2 separate regions of the Mus musculus genome follow, and region 1 is linked to region 2. The links are chromatin contacts, found by Hi-C or POLR2A ChIA-PET in ENCODE. All regions are on one chromosome and are shown on one strand. Each heading gives the region's core, a stretch centred on a gene start or an enhancer-like site at or near the end of the contact. The rest is flanking DNA. Distances are from core to core; before and after follow the strand shown. Region 1 holds the start of Arid1b (AT rich interactive domain 1B (SWI-like)). Region 2 holds the start of 4930517M08Rik (RIKEN cDNA 4930517M08 gene).

Evidence for each region. Hi-C counts contacts between places; a loop is a spot of excess contacts on that map. ChIA-PET counts read pairs that join two places held with the same protein, here RNA polymerase II (POLR2A).
Region 1: a map of Patski shows a loop between it and region 2 (2.5-fold over the local background). The contact joins the promoter of Arid1b here to the promoter of 4930517M08Rik in region 2. A Hi-C loop is called at or near these places in 1 of 37 maps with a recorded cell type or tissue (Patski). POLR2A ChIA-PET finds 5 or more read pairs at or near these places in 1 of 5 experiments (Patski).

Annotation. Positions count from the first base shown.
Region 1 is chr17:4,993,766-4,996,465 of GRCm38, forward strand. It overlaps Arid1b (AT rich interactive domain 1B (SWI-like)), which reads left to right and starts at 1,309. Exons shown (of 20, transcript NM_001085355.1): 1 at 1,309-2,700. The coding sequence starts at 1,330.
Region 2 is chr17:4,633,583-4,636,282 of GRCm38, forward strand. 4930517M08Rik (RIKEN cDNA 4930517M08 gene) reads left to right here and starts at 1,398. Exons shown (of 3, transcript NR_130984.1): 1 at 1,398-1,535; 2 at 2,263-2,359.

The DNA.
Region 1 (2,700 bases), core at 59-2,558, 360 kb after region 2:
TGTACACGGCACAGCAGTCTTTGCTGCTTAACCTTCACTTAAGTCTTTCATAATTTCTCAGTTGGATGAAGTTGTGGGAATTAAGCCGATGGCCTGAAATTCAGGCGCAGAGGCCAAGGTTGTGAAAAATTACATAACTCCTGAGAGAGACCGAGTGCTTTTGCCCGGCCTGCCTGAGTGTTTCTCTTCTCCACCGGCTCCTCGCCACCTCTGAGGCCCAACAGACAACTTTGCTTCCCAGCCCCTTCTCCCTCTTTTGTCTGCTCTTCAGACTCGTTTTCCACCTTCGTACCGCTCCCTTTAGACGTGAAAACAAACACAGGGCCGCGCGCGGGTTGGCAGGGAGACCGGAGGCACGAGGGGACCGAGCAGCTTCGGGCCCCGAGCGCCGGCAGCCGGTTCCCCCCCCCCTCCCCTCGCTCCCCCGGGCCGGGCCCTCCGCGCCAGGCCGGGCGAGACCAGCCGGGTGAGCGGGGCGAGCTGGCGGGCGAACGTGCGCTCAGCGGCGGCGCCCGGGGCCGAGTCCAGTCCGCGTTTTGCGAGTGCGCAGCAGCCCTCGGAGAGAAGCGGATAATAGTTGCTCCGGCTCGCTCGGCTCCCTCACGCCGCGCTGGGCCCGATTAGGCTCAGGCAAGTCGTGCATTTCCCCCCCCCCCCCATATCCGGGTTAGAGAGGGGGGAAAAAGAGAGAGAGAGAGAGCGAGCGAGAGTGAGGGAGGGAGAGAGAAAAGTTTCATTGCAAGCGGAACTAAAAAACTTTCCGCCCGTTCAGGCCGTAGCGGGCGCGAGCCCCCGAGCGCAAAGGCGCGCCCCCGGCGGGCGGCCCGGGGCTGCGGGGGGTGGGGTGGGGAGGGCACCGCGCTTCCCCGCGGGCCGCGTGGATGCGCGCAGGAGGGGCGGCCGGCTGCGAGTGGGGACATTGTCTCCCCCCACCCCGCCCGGCCGCGCCACGCCGCGGCGATCATGGCCGCGCGGGCAGCAGCGGCGGCGCGGGCGCGGGCGGGCAGCGGCGAGCGGCGGGCGCCCTCGGGGCCGCGGCCGGCGCCCGGGGCCCGGGACCTGGAGACGGGCGCGCGCGGCGCGGTGGCGGCTCCGGGCCCCATCCTGGGGGGCGGCGACGGCGGCCTGAATAATGTGCACCACCACCCCCTGCACCCCCGTCACGACCTGAACATGGCCCATAGCGCGAGCGCCGCGGCGGCCGCCAGCTCCAACAGCGCGCAGAGCGGCCGCTCCGAGGCGGCTCTCAAGGAGGGTGGAAGCGCCGCCGCGCTGTCCTCCTCCGCCGCCGTCGCGGCCTCTTCCTCCTCGGCGGGCCCCGGCTCGACCATGGAGACCGGGCTGCTCCCCAACCACAAACTGAAAGCCGTTGGCGAGGCCCCCGCTGCACCGCCCCATCAGCAGCACCACCACCACCATGCCCACCACCACCACCACCACCATGCCCACCACCTCCACCACCTCCACCACCACCACGCACTACAGCAGCAGCTAAACCAGTTCCAGCAGCCGCAGCCGCCGCAGCCACAGCAGCAGCAGCCGCCGCCACCGCCGCAGCAGCAGCATCCCACTGCCAACAACAGCCTGGGCGGTGCGGGCGGCGGCGCGCCTCAGCCCGGCCCGGACATGGAGCAGCCGCAACATGGAGGCGCCAAGGACAGTGTCGCGGGCAATCAGGCTGACCCGCAGGGCCAGCCTCTGCTGAGCAAACCGGGCGACGAGGACGACGCGCCGCCCAAGATGGGGGAGCCGGCGGGCAGCCGCTATGAGCACCCGGGCCTGGGCGCGCAGCAGCAGCCCGCGCCGGTCGCCGTGCCCGGGGGCGGCGGCGGCCCAGCGGCCGTCTCGGAGTTTAATAATTACTATGGCAGCGCTGCCCCTGCTAGCGGCGGCCCCGGCGGCCGCGCTGGGCCTTGCTTTGATCAACATGGCGGACAACAAAGCCCCGGGATGGGGATGATGCACTCCGCCTCTGCCGCCGCCGGGGCCCCCAGCAGCATGGACCCCCTGCAGAACTCCCACGAAGGGTACCCCAACAGCCAGTACAACCATTATCCGGGCTACAGCCGGCCCGGCGCGGGCGGCGGCGGCGGCGGCGGCGGAGGAGGAGGAGGCAGCGGAGGAGGTGGAGGAGGAGGAGGAGCAGGAGGAGCAGGAGGAGCAGCGGCAGCGGCAGCAGGAGCCGGAGCTGTGGCGGCGGCGGCCGCGGCGGCGGCGGCAGCAGCAGCAGCAGCAGGAGGAGGCGGTGGCGGCGGCTATGGGAGCTCGTCCTCGGGGTACGGGGTGCTGAGCTCCCCGCGGCAGCAGGGCGGCGGCATGATGATGGGCCCCGGGGGCGGCGGGGCCGCGAGCCTCAGCAAGGCGGCCGCCGGCGCGGCGGCGGCGGCGGGGGGCTTCCAGCGCTTCGCCGGCCAGAACCAGCACCCGTCGGGGGCTACACCGACCCTCAACCAGCTGCTCACCTCACCCAGCCCCATGATGAGGAGCTACGGCGGTAGCTACCCCGACTACAGCAGCTCCAGCGCGCCGCCGCCGCCGTCGCAGCCCCAGTCCCAGGCGGCGGCGGGGGCGGCGGCGGGTGGCCAGCAGGCGGCCGCGGGCATGGGCTTGGGCAAGGACCTAGGCGCCCAGTACGCCGCTGCCAGCCCGGCCTGGGCGGCCGCGCAACAAAGGAGTCACCCGGCGATGAGCCCCGGCACC
Region 2 (2,700 bases), core at 148-2,647:
GCAGGTCTTGGTTTCTTTTCTTTTCTTTTCTTTTCTCTTCTTTTCTTTTCTTTTTTTTTTTTTTTTTTTTTTTTTTTTTTTTAGGTCTCCTTTCTGCCACACTTGATCATACAAAATGTGAGCAAAAGTTAGGAGGTCTACACAGACTCCTGAAGCCTTCAAACTTAGTTTCTAGAAGAAAACTTCCCTTAGAACCTGAATATAATTCTTTGGAATATTATTCTGTTGTATTTGTTGAGCTAGATGCACAGGCAATCAAAGAGGAAGGACTTGCTATAACAGTAGGAAGGAAATGGAAACAGGCAGGTGGCTGGACACAGGGGCACAGAACACATTTGCATTTTGAGGACAGGCGACTAATTCCCAGTCTCAGCTCCTAGAACTTACAGACTACCGCCTCCACCCACACTCCAGCCCTGCCACTTTCAGAAGGTGTGATTTTCACTTTCCTTTTCAAATGCTAGTTAGAACCCGGGATTCCCTCCTCTGCTGTTGCTACTCATAGGCCAACTACCAGTCAGCACTCCCTTGCTGTGCTTTAGTTCCTGAGCTAAATCACTCAAAAGAGCAAAGACCTGTTTGACCCACTGATTTCAGGGGATTCAGTCCAAGGTTGCCTGGCCCTGTGGTTTGGGAACCTGTAAAGAGGCACTGTACCACAGTGAAGGGAAAGGATCAGCAGAGGAAAGCACTCACCTCCAGGCAGCCGAGAAGCAAAGCAAGGCATGCAATGTCAGTACCCCCCTTTTAAGGGTGTGTCCCCATTGACCTCACTTCCTTTCCTAAGGACCCACTTCCTGCAGCTTCTAGAACCCCACCATAGTGCCACAGGCAGATGATTAAACCTTGAACACATGAGTCTTTGAGGGGAGAGAGAAGATCAAGATTATAACAAACCACTCGTTCATTCTTATATTAGTCAGCTCTCCTTTCACATCACAAGAGCAAGGATAACCTAGACAGAGAAAACACATCCACAGCTTAAAATGCAGAAGGTTCTATTTAAAATGGAGCACTACACCACTCCAGTGAGGTCACCAGACATAATGACAGGGATTCTGTGTTAGCAGGCTACCAGGAACACATAACAAGCCTTTGAAGTCATATCCGTAAGACACAAGAACCTCTTAGACATCACCTCTTACAAGTCCAAGGAACCTCTCAAGATTGCATGTGGGACTATTAAAGATATTGCCCACATTCAAAACACAGGAATCTTTTAGATTGAACCTAAGTCCCTCCATGTAAAACCTCCAACTACTTGTGTGTCCCACCTGTAACTTTGAAATGAACATGAGTCTTAATATGTCAGCTCCTCATAGTGACAGGACTGCCTGAGGGCAGAGGTCATCTAGAGGTCATCATCCTTGTGACCTCACTGCCTCAAATATGGCAAGGGCCTAAGAAACATTTTCAGAGAAAAAAACAAAACCAGAACTGTGCTAGGCATGAGCATGCACCCTGTAATTCCAGTGCTCCAGAGGATCTGAGTTCAAGGCCAGTCTGAACTACTAAGCAAGACTTTGCCTGAAAAGGTAGGGAGGGAAAGAAGAGGAGAGAGGACAGAAGTGGGGGAATAACAAGAGGGTAGAAGGTGGAGGGGGCAGGGATTCACCTGTGGCAGGTAAATGAAGTAATTTAAAATGTAAAGATCCAAGCCCTAGGTTAGCACCCTGGAATATAGCCAGGAGACTGAATGGCAAGCAGAAGGGCCACAGTAAATTATTTAGAAAAGATTAAGGTATCTTTTATAACCTTTGTTCTGAAATTCGAGTACTCTGGCAACTTGTTTTTAGAATGATTTTGATGAGAATCGCAAAGAGGCCATTTGTTTGAACACCCTGTAGGTTAGTATCAGGTAGAAGATAGGCTGCTATCAACACTGTTTACCAAGTGGCACCAAAATAACTGCTATTTCTAACATAGGACCTCTGACCTTAACTCAAGCTTTAAGTCACCTTGGCCTAGTCACCTAGGAAGCTTGTCACCTCATCTGAGGCAGAGCACAGATACAATTCCTATTCCAATAGTAGAAGAGAGGTGACTCCCAGAAAGAAGCTCCCAGAAATAAGGCAGGTGGCAACCTTGGGCAGACGGAAGCATCTGCTTCCAGAGTCAAGAATTGGCACCTTGTCTTCTGTGGGCCCAGACAGATCTGTTTACCATCCATCCCCAGTGAGCGTATATGGTATTGATAAAATATTTACTAAGTCTTAATACTTGTCCAAACAACAAAACTATTTACATTCTGTGTTCTAGAAGGCAGGCAGAGTGGAAGAGGAAAAACACAGGCCCGTCACTCCATCCTTCACATTTCAACACAGAAGGAAATATGGAAAACTAAATGGAAACCAGGCCAGTAAGGGAAAGCACTTTATTGGGTTTTTTTTTTTTTTCTTTTTTCCGAGACAGGGTTTCTCTGTGTAGCCTTGGCTGTCCTGGAACTCACTCTGTAGACCAGGCTGGCCTCGAACTCAGAGATCTGCCTGCCTCTGCCTCCCAAGTGCAGGGATTAAAGGCATGCGCCACCACACCCAGCACTTTATAACATAATAAATCCATTATCTCCAGGGAAGGTCCCCAAACCTAGCACCTGCTTTCCGCATATCTTCCTTATGATCAGAAATGTCCCACCACAAGTCTGAGGTCATATTCATTTAGCAGGGAGTCTTCTCTCAGAAAGAAGCTCCCAAACCAGGC